Linked DNA regions of Mus musculus: region 1 is linked to region 2. A link is a contact called in ENCODE Hi-C or POLR2A ChIA-PET data. All regions are on one chromosome and are shown on one strand. Each heading gives the region's core, a stretch centred on a gene start or an enhancer-like site at or near the end of the contact. The rest is flanking DNA. Distances are from core to core; before and after follow the strand shown.

Evidence for each region. Hi-C counts contacts between places; a loop is a spot of excess contacts on that map. ChIA-PET counts read pairs that join two places held with the same protein, here RNA polymerase II (POLR2A).
Region 1: a map of left cerebral cortex shows a loop between it and region 2 (2.4-fold over the local background). The contact joins the promoter of Rbmxl1 here to the promoter of Pou4f2 in region 2. A Hi-C loop is called at or near these places in 1 of 37 maps with a recorded cell type or tissue (left cerebral cortex). POLR2A ChIA-PET finds 5 or more read pairs at or near these places in 1 of 5 experiments (embryonic stem cell).

Annotation. Positions count from the first base shown.
Region 1 is chr8:78,506,560-78,511,591 of GRCm38, forward strand. It overlaps Rbmxl1 (RNA binding motif protein, X-linked like-1), which reads right to left and starts at 2,369. Exons shown (of 2, transcript NM_001252089.1): 1 at 2,240-2,369; 2 at 1-258. The coding sequence starts at 153. Slc10a7 (solute carrier family 10 (sodium/bile acid cotransporter family), member 7) reads left to right here and starts at 2,769. Exons shown (of 12, transcript NM_029736.2): 1 at 2,769-3,115. The coding sequence starts at 3,016.
Region 2 is chr8:78,434,112-78,439,788 of GRCm38, forward strand. It overlaps Pou4f2 (POU domain, class 4, transcription factor 2), which reads right to left and starts at 2,536. Exons shown (of 2, transcript NM_138944.3): 1 at 2,000-2,536; 2 at 1-1,567. The coding sequence starts at 2,293. The coding sequence ends at 626.

The sequences.
Region 1 (5,032 bases), core at 1,119-3,618, 72 kb after region 2:
AAATCCTCTTGATTTGTTGGTTTCCCGGTCTTTCATCAAAAGTATTTCCACTATTCGTCCATACTTGCCAAATACTGCTTCAAGGGCTTTCTCATTTGTTTCTGTATTAAGCCCACCAATGAAGAGCTTTCCTGGGCGATCTGCTTCAACCATCTTGCCTTCCAGCTGAGAGTCGGAGGGGACGTGAAGGTCTCAAGCTCCTCCTACAAGCTCGCCAAATCGGCCTTCCAAGTAGCTCACCGGTGACAGCTGCTGGGTCTCAGAACAGAACAGAAAAGCCACTAGGACTACTGCACACGAGCACCTGTGAATATTATTGTATTAGTTTCCTCAGGCTGCTGTAACAATGCATTGCGAAAGGGCTGGGGGTGGGAGGTGTGTTATAAAACATTGATTTTCTTACAGTTCAGGAAGTCACGAAGTATGAAGGTAAGTTTCTATCAGAAGCCTTAACAAAAATCTGTACCATGACTCCCTCCTAGCTTCCAGTGGTTGTCAGTAATTCTTAGACTACTTTGGCTTATAGATATCTCAATCTAGTTCCTCTCTCCACCCTACGTGGTGCTTACACTCCACCTGCACACCTTTGTATGACATTCAGAAGAACTGCAGCTTTTCATACCTATCAACATCTGATTTCTACAAGTCACCTTCTGAGGTCATGGGAAAACGTGTCTTTTACAGGGGATGGTACTCCAGTTAAGTTGGAGAAAGGATATAGGCTCATAAACTTAATCTAAATGAATATGACCCATTATTCTGGACTATCTGGTTAGGCTTTAAATCCAAGGACAAGTATCTTTTAAAGATACACACAGAAAAAAGGTAATGAATGCTCAAGGATGCAGAGAGCAGCCACTTGAAACATATGGAGGGAGATGTGATGCCTAACCAGGTCGAGACTGGAGCATCAGAACCTAAATCAAGGAAGCCAGGGAATATTAACAGCCACAAGAAGCTGGAAAGAGCCTTTAGAACACATGGCCCTCCAATATCTCCATTTTGGATTTCCTTATTCTGCAACAGTAAAACAACATGTCTATTGTCTGAGTATAGCTAACTCGGGGAGGGGACTATTTGTTATAGCAGCCCTAGCAAACTAATACAGTCCTTGACAATACAATTCACAAAACTACGGTTAAAATATTCTATGAATTAAGATTTTGTTCTAAACAGGTCAAAATCTCTAGAAAGACTCTGTGAGCAGCCTTACTTAAGCAGCACTATCTGTGATGACCTTTTGAGTATTCGATGACTGAGGCAGATTTTTTTTTCCTTTTGAACCAAGCAAAATTACTGAAGAAAATTATGTTATAAATTTTACTTCCTAGAACTCCACTTACCTTGTGACTGTCTTATAATAAGCCTTTATCACATTTCATGTACTTCTTTTGCCTGGTAAATTGTTTAATGTCTCCCTATTAAGTTCTTTTTATCTTGAGATTAGCTTTTCTTCATGCTGCCTGATGCGTAATTACCGAGCAGTGGGGGCTGTGCAACTGAGAACTGATAGCACAACTGCTTAAAGCAGCTTAGTTTTTGGATAGCGAGTCATGTCAGCAAGATAAAGTTAAATAGAGCAAATTGCACGCCGAGTCTCTTTCAAGCTTTGAATGCATTCAGAATGAAAGTCTGGTACAATCCCTTTCGAACGTTACGTTCCATAGTAAACTATTCAAGTAGCTGATACCAGGCTGCTTCAAAATGTCCCACAATACTTTGTTCCTTTCTTTCTTTGGGTGCATAAAGAGGAAGGGTTGATGCTCGGAAGACCATTCGTGAAACTATGTCATAGATTCGCCAAAATGCAATGCAAGAAACCGAGGGTTGGGGGAGGGGGCGGACATCAGACCCTCCACCCTGGATCTGGCCCTCACTGCTTTTGTTCTGAGTTCCTGGCCCCCTCTCAGTTGTCCTGTTGCTTTAGTGGTTCGGGGTCAGGCAAAGGCCCGCACCACGCGGCCTCCGGAATCGCCCGCCCACGCGCGGCACACGGGTGGGGAGGAGCCTGGGTCGCTCTCTCACCGCCCCCCAGGGAAGATTTGCCCCATCCCGGCCGTCCTCCCCACTCCCGAGGCGGGTTTTGGCCGCGGAGGCGGTCGGGCAGAAAGGCCCGGGCAGGCCACCGACCTGGCGGGAAGGCCCAGCCCGCCTTCCCCGCCTTCCCGCCGCCGCCGCTGCGGGAAGGCGGGGGGCCTGCCGTCCCGGACGTCTGCTCGGCCACCGATTTTCAACCTACCCACGGGGCTAACGCTTCCCTAACTAGGAAGCCGCTTTCCCGCGCCGGTCGCCACACGCGTCTGCCGCCGCCGCTCCCGCCGAGAACCAGAGGCCGCGAATGGCTTCCCCTCCCCCCGCGCAACGTCAACGCGACGTCGGTCGTCGCCGTAATGTCTCGAGTATACGCGCATAGACATAGCAGGCATTGGCGCGCGCAGCCGCCGCCACGGCGCAGCCCGGTACCGGCCCAGCGCACGCCGCGGGTCTCTCGGGCTCAGGGCAGAGTGAGAGACGCTCTCTGCAAGGCATGTCTCGGGGCTCGGGCCGCCGTCAATATAGCTTTACTGCAGCGACACCCATGATGAGGCTGGGCGTCTGGGGCGCCTCATCCCTCTCTCCCACTGCGGGCCTCCCCAAGCTTGGCCGTGTATGCACGGCGGCGGGTCCTGTTAGTGCAGCCCGTGACTCGTCTCACTTGCGTGCTCCTGGTGTGCCTCCGTTTTACGTCCCCTGCGCCCTGGTCCTCGGCGGGTGGGCGCGTCTATTCTGAGGTGCGTGGTAGTGATGGCGGCGCTCAGCGAGGCTTTCCTGTCACTGGGTACTACTACTCCCAGCCCGCCTCGGAGCCGCCCGAGCCACCCCTCGGTCTTTAGTTTACGAGTGGCAATTTGACTTGCTCTGCTGCATGTCTGGAGGGATCGAGGAAAGTGTGGAGACGCCCCGGGGATTTAGGGATCGCAGTTTGGAAAGCAAGCCAGCCAAACAAATAAACAAAACCCACCCGCCCTAACAAATATGAGGCTGCTGGAGAGGGCGAGGAAAGAATGGTTCATGGTCGGGATAGTGGTGGCGATCGGCGCCGCTAAGCTCGAGCCGTCGGTCGGAGTGAACGGGGGTAAGTGCCGCACCTCCGCCGGCTGCAGCGCGCCGGCTCCCACTTCTGAACTCGTCGGCGAGTCCCCGGGAGGAGCGGCCGCCCTGGCTGCGGCACAGCCCTCTGTCTCGCAGCGGGAGAGAGGGGGGCTTTTAGCAGGTTCTTCTCACTTGCTAGCCCAGGAGGGAATTAGGAATGGGGCAGGGGAGTGGGAGTGCAGGTTGCCTTTTCTGCGGGCAATCAATGACTTCTGCTCAGTGCCGGAGTGAGGGTACAGAAACTGAAAGTTACTCCTCTCGTTCTTAGTAGCATCCCATCCCAAGGGACTATAGGTTGCCAGGAGTTCTTTATCTATCCTGGAATAGACCTCATTATCCAGTCTATTTCCGACTCCTCCCTTTTGCCGCCCCCCCCCCCCAAAAAAAAGTCTGTTGGAGAGAAAGGGGTTTGGGGGAGATTATTGGCGGGAGCGGCGGATAGGAGAAAAAGGAAAAAAGGATACCCTTGCTCCAAACTTCAATTTTTAGTGTGCCTTAGTTGCTGACTAAAACTCCCAATTGTACTGACACGTTGCACTCTTTCCTTACGGGACACTACTTCCGTGTGCTGCTGGGCTGCCGTTACTACAGCAGCCGTCCAACAGTTGCAGACTGTGTTAGACTATGCACACTGTATGTTTTGGCAGGGAAGTGTGGATGGGTTAAAACCTCCGCTCCAATCTCTGAATAGTAGGAGCTTTGTAATGTGACCTGTGGACACTGGTGGGAACATGGGACGTGTCACTGGCGTTTTATACCCTCTCCCCCACCTTCAGACAACCTTGTTCTGCTTTTCATAGATATTAATTGAGTTTCTTCAGTTCATATGTTTTTGACCTCATGAGTTAGGTTCCAGGTTTATTGGCAGATCGAATATATCAACCATGCAATGGACCCAAATAAGGACAGAAGAACACACAGTCTTTCCCAAGTAGGAGGTGCCCATGTAGATATTTGAAATTTTACCTTGTTATTAAAACCTTACAGAAGTGAATGGATGATCTCTCTGAATAGTGTTTTTTCTTTCCCCAGCCCTAATTTCTCCATTTAGAGTAACTTCTGGAATCGTTTGGATTGAATTATTTAAACAGTGATTTCGATAGGAAAGCTTTCTATATTTAATTTTTTCCCCTTTAAATTTAACATATTTTAAAATTTAAATGCAACATAGAGTATGTATAGTTACCAGTTAGTTTTAGAAACAACCTTTCTGTGAGCCTTTGGGAAACTGTTAAGTTGGGATTTTGAGTTCAGTCAAATGAAGGGGGAATCTCTTGTTCCTGGAGCTGGGAGAAGTGACATGCTCCTGTCTTTGAGGCTACTTACGATGCTCCACTGTACTGGTTACAGTGAGGCTAGATCTCTGCTCAGCATTGAGATGGAGTTCCTGCTGACGTGTGTGGCCTATAGCCCCGCATGTCTGGGTTTGCCAAATGCCTTTTCCCTTGCCTTCCCCAGTGCTGAGTGGACAGGAAGGTTGCTGATGGTGAATCAGTTCCCTAGAGTTTCTTGTTCTGGCAGATACAAGATGGACTCTGTGAGCTCAGTTGTTCCCTTGGATTCTGCTTATTGAACTTTTTTACACTATTGTGTCTTAGAAATACTGTTTCATTTTCCAACAATCCTTATGGTAGTATTATAGGCTTTTTTTTTCTTCGTGGGGGTGGTGCACAGCTTTAATCTCAGCACCAGGAGGCAGATCTCTGAGTTCAAGGCCAGCCTGGTCTACAGAGGACAGCCAGGGCTACACAGAGAAACTCTGTCTGGAAACCCCCAAACAAATAAATCAATAAGCAAACAAGTAAATAAATAAAAATCTAAGAAGTAGGAGCAGGATAAATATTTCCAGCTAGAAGTAACTTATAAAATAATTTAAATCAGCATGCCACTTTATGTTTTG
Region 2 (5,677 bases), core at 1,286-3,785:
GTTAACACTTCAGAGAAGGAAGAAAGCGATAAGAACCACAGTAAAAATATATATATAATATACAGTGTAAATGCAGAAAATCTGCCATCTTTTTTTAATTCAAAATACTTTAGAGATGTCTCTATCATATCACATTAAGCATCAACTCTAGCTTCGAGTTTCAGTCCTGAATCAATTTCTATTTCTGAAAAATAGCTGCAAAGTGTACTTTTAAACATGAACAAGGTGACGTCTGTAAGAACAAAAACAAATCTTACTTGCTCATTCTTGCAGGGTTTTCAAAAGCTTGTCCCTCTACCTTCCTGTTGACAGTCAGCTCCTCGCTTTCTCTGATGAAGCCGAGCAGCCCAGGTGCAGTTAAAGGGGACAGCTCTGCTACAACTTGACAAATTCCTTTTCGTGTTGTGTTGTTTGTGGTTTTGGTTTTTCTTCACTGCGAAACCGGTTCACAATCTCTCTGATTTGGGCTCAGCTGCTTGCTTCTTTGCTCCTGGCTTGGTCTGGGTTCACATTTACCGGAATTGTTTTCTGATAGCCAAAGTAGAAAGGAAAGAGGCAGAAGAGACAAGAAGGGGGTTAGAAAAAAAGAGGGCGAAGGGAAAGGGCCATCCCTGGAGAAGGGTCCCTAAATGCCGGCAGAGTATTTCATTCTCTTCTGTTTCTGCCTCTGGTTGCAGAACCAGACGCGCACCACATTTTTCTTGAGATCCAGCTTTTCGGCGATGGCCGCGATCTTCTCCGAGGAGGGCCTTGGCTGGATGGCGAAGTAGGCTTCCAGAGAGCGCTTCTCCGGCGCCGCGATGGACGTGCGCTTGCGCTTCTTCTCCGCGCCATTGAAGAGCTCCGGCTTAGTGAGCTTCTCGCGGTGGGATTTCTCAGCTTCCTCCAGCCACGCCTGCAGGATGGGCTTGAGCGCGATCATGTTGTTGTGTGACAGCGTGAGAGACTCAAACCTGCAGATGGTGCTCTGGCTGAGCGAGCCCACGCCCGGGATCTTGAGGTTGGCCAGCGCCGAGCCCACATCTGCCTGGGTCACTCCCAGCTTGATGCGTCGCTGCTTGAAACGCTCGGCGAACGCCTCCAGGTCCCGCGGGTCTGCATCCACGTCGCTCATGCAGCCCATGTGCGAGGGCAGCCCATGTGCGTGGGCCATGCTCAGGGCTGCTTGGTGCATGGGGTTCATGGTGGCCATGTGTGGTGCGTGAGCCGGAGTGGACACCACCGTGCCGTCGGGGCCCGCCATAGCTCCCAGGGCCAGCCCGGGGCTTAGGTGCTCAAGCAGCTCGCCCTCCAGCGCCTGGTGCGGCTGGTGATGGTGGTGATGGTGGTGGTGGTGGTGGTGATGGGTGCCAGCCAGAGCGGACGGGTGCGAGATGGGCACAGAAGAAGAGGAGGCTGCCGACGTGCACGGGATGGTGTTCATGGTGTGGTAAGTGGCGTCCGGCTTGAAGGGGCTGTGGTGGGGCGGATGGTGGTGGTGGCTCTTACTCTGGGAGACGATGTCCACGGCGGCCAGAGCCTCGGCACGGGCCAGCAGACTCTCATCCAGCCCGCCGAATATATTGCTCTGCAATTGTAAGTAGAAGGCACACATTACGCTCAGCAGGGAATTGTGAGCGCTCTCTCCGGAAGCCCCCGGCCCAGGGCTCGCCACCGCCACCGTGCCTACAGCATTCCCAGAACGTTAAAATAATAATAATGACAGTGATCCTGAAACTCGGCAGCGAGAAGAGAGGGGAAGCCTGCGCGAGAAGCCAATGTGCAGGGGGAGGAAAAGTGAGCCACAGACAACACAACACAACACAACACAACACGCGCACAGGCAGCATCCCAGGTCATAAAAATTAATATGAAAGGCAAGACCCGTTGAATACTTAAGAGAGGGGGGATTGGTTGGAGGTGTGGGGTGATTTGCTGTGCAGACATGAAAAAAACATCAAGCAGATAAAGGAGGCTGTCAAAATGTGCCTTTAAGCGGTGATTATGCAGACATACGCACCGGTGGGGTTGGAAGACAAGCTCTCCGCATCGCCTCCGAGCCCCCGCCGCCGCCGCTGCCGCCGCTGCCACTGCTGCTGGAACTGCTGCTCCGGCCGCCGCCGCCTCCGCCTCCGCCGCCACCGCCGCCGCCGCCAGCGTTGCTGGAGCTGCTAGGGGAACTGGCCGAGGGCGCCGCGGGCGCAGAGGAGCCCGGGGAGGCACTGTGTAGCGCCGAGTACTTGGGCTCCACGTGCAGGCTGCCTGCGTGAGGCATGCTGAACGCCTGCTTGCTGTTCAGGGACATCATCATCATCTTTCCTTGCGCGGCGCGCTCGTCGCTGGCGCACTCCGGTCCCAGCTACCCGACCCTCCGGAGAAGTACCCGGCCGGAGCAGCAGAGGGAACAACACTGCAAAGTTGTGCTCAGCCGCCACTGCTTCCAGGCCCGGTTCTCCCAGTGTGGCCGCTAGCTCCGCTCCTGTGTCTCCCGCTAGGTCTGCCCGAGAGGTTGCCCTGCTCCGGGTGGCTCTGGCTTCAGACCTCAGCACCCCAAAGTGCCCCAGCTCATCGAGGCGGTGGAGTTATAGTCCCCTCTTCCCGCGCCTGACCCCCGCCCGCCCTCCCCCTCCTTCCCTCCCCCGCCCTCTCCTGCCAGGACGCACTGCTCTGGGTGGGTTTCTCCCCGCCCTGGCTCCCCGCAGGCTCCGGTCCTTTCAGTTCTCCCTGCACCCGCCCCTCTCTCTCTGCCACGGGACCCGCAGCCTTCCCTGCCCCGGCAGGCGCTCTGCTGTTACCACTCCTACGCCGCGCCTGCAACTCCTGATTCTAATCGCGCCCCAGCTCAACCCCACCCAACTAGCCAGGTCGGTGCTTCGGGCCACCCCCACCCGGCAGTGCCAGTCACCTAAATGACAGTCTCCAGATCTTCCCGCCTCCCTCGGGAAAAAAAAAAAAAAAACTCCCCCTAAAAGTTGCGTTCCAAGCCAATCTTGGAAGCGACTAGCCCTGAACTGTGAGGTGCACCTTACCTGGCCACCTGCTCTCCTGCCCTCTGCTTACCACTAAGTTTCAGGGGCCCTCCCCTCCCGTCAGCTCCAGTGACCCTGATTCCCCTGGATGAGGATCTAGACGCTGCGGCGACCCGGGTCCTCTGCTCTGCTCTGAGCTCCCGCCTTGATGCGTGCTGAGGTCAGCCCCGGGCTTTGCATCCCACCGCCCGGCGGGTGCCTAGTGCAGAAAGACGTGGGTCTGCCCGGCTGCAGGGCTTCCTCTCCCTCGATTTCCCTCAGCTCTCAGCGGATTGGACAGCCACACAGCCCGTTAGTGTCCTCTATGCGCATGCGACTCCCCCCTTTATGAGCATATCACCCTCTAACACATGTACAGATTCCTCTCCTCCCACCCCCTTCTCTTTTTCCACCTCCTCCCTATGTCCAGTACAGGGTGAGCTGGGACTTGGGAGGATCTCCTGGCAAACCCTGACTCTGGGATGTATTATTCTTCATTAGCTACAATCAAAGGGAAAGGAGCAACTGACAGGACGAGAAGGGCCAGAAATACAGAGCGCATGTGCTGCCGAATGCCACTAACACCGTGTACACGTACACACACACACACTCACTCACTCACTCAAACGCGCGTGCACACACACTCACACAAACACACACACTCAGACTGGCGTAAGTCCCACTTATCTTCATTTCTACAGTCACTGTGTGCAGAGACTATTTTTTGCTTACACTTTGCTCCCACTTTTGTGCTAGTGCAAACCACTTTCCTGGAAGTGAACACACATTCTGAGTTCCAGTTCAAAAGCAGACAGTGTGGCCCACTCCCCAGCCCCAACCCCCCCAAACACAACCTATTTCCTCTCCTTCCCATCCTTCCCCTCCGTCCTGCGGCACTTGGGGCTACCCTCGCCTTCCAGAGCGCGGAAAGACACTAGGTGCATATACCGATGAGGACCTGCGGGTGGCTGGTCCGGGACAGGGGTGATCCGGAACAGGTGCAGGCCCTGGGAGCTTGGGAGGGCCAGCAGGTGTGAGAGCAAGCAGAAGGCCTAAGAGGCACTGGCGCGAGCTAGGACAAAAACAAAGTGGAGGGCAAGCGTGGAAAGGGGAGCCCTCTGGGAGTCAGCACCCGGAAGCCCTGCGGCGGTAGCGGCGAACAGGAAACCGTGGATCCTCCCCTGACCTCATCCAGGCCGGGGCTGGCAGGTTCAAGTTAGGAAAGCTGTCGTCGGAATACTCCCCCCCCCCCCCCACCCCAAAGCCTCTGCTTTGACAACGCGATGGGATCTGTCCGTGGTGCTTAAATCTCTGCTGCTTTGCCAGTCTGGAGCCCGCCTTTCTCTTCCCCTGCGTAAAGGAAAATAATAAACAGTAGCCAAAGGGGATTCCTACGAGCCATGTTCTCCACTGAGAGCCCTAAGAAGCCTGGGCAAGGACTCGGAGAGGGGGGTGTTGACATGAAAGAACGTGGCTGTGTGCAAGACTGTTCAAGTAAGTGCTTAGGTGTTTAATTTCTACCTCAACAGCCAAGGTAATTTTCAAGGAAATAAAAAAAAAATAACATTGTGCAGTTCTCACTGTCTCAAGCTTCACGAAATGAAATAAATCAAAGTTAAAAGCTTGAGTATCATTTAATTATAGTGTGAACAGCGCTTTGAAAGAAGTACAACAGCATCTCTAAACAAATTATGACCCAGCTAGGAAGGAATTATTAGATTGAAATTTCATTTAGGCTCGGGAGACACCGAGCTTCACCGTGTAATCTGCTATGCCTCGTCTGATTTGTATGCTTAATTCAGCTTGACGAATTTATTAGTTTTCATAATAGTGAAAAAATGAACAGGACTGTGGGCATTGTGTGTATATAAATTGTATGTCGTCGTGGAAAAGCTGGAGTCTATAGAAATCTTTTATTAATGCCAGTATAAAAGAGAGAATTTTTGTGCATGCCTTAGCGAGGTCCATGCCAAACCCCATTGCCAGTGTCTTGCTGGTCCATTAACATATCGCCATACTAATTAGACCACTTCATCAGTGATATAATTTCAAACTTCAAATTATGTTCTAATTAACAAGGGTTGTCCAATTTGCTTAATCTTCAAAAGGCTTTGGATGGTCTAATTAGTATAAACTGTTGAGCATCTCAAATGACTAATAAAAATCCACTGAAATACATGGGTATGTTTTTTCTCAGTGTTGAGTGAGGAAGGACCACATGCCCAAAGAAATTCTGAGCAGAGTAGGAAACATCAGGAAGACAAATGTTTTCCTCCACCTAATTCCCCCAGACTGTTACAGGGAGTGAGGTACAGAAAGAGAAAAAACTTTGTGGTATTTCAACTCCTAAGTAGTGTGTTTATGTGTATAAATAAAGGCACAAAAGATACCAAGGAGGGAAACCGCATGGGGAAGGATTCTTCCCTTTCATTAGGTGTCTAATTAGATGTAAAGTCAAAAGCAGCCCTGAGGACTTGCCCAAACACTATTGTGGCAACAGTCTGCTGAACTTGAATTGCAAAATCAAATATTTGGGGTGTTTTGAACTTCTCTTTGTCCCTCCTCTTTCACTGTGCTTAATCACTTGTAATAGTTGTATTAATGTATGTTGTCATCTGGGAGTATTGAGAAATGCATATCGTTAATATGAATTAATCTTGATTTTAATACCAACTGACAACTGATCTCAA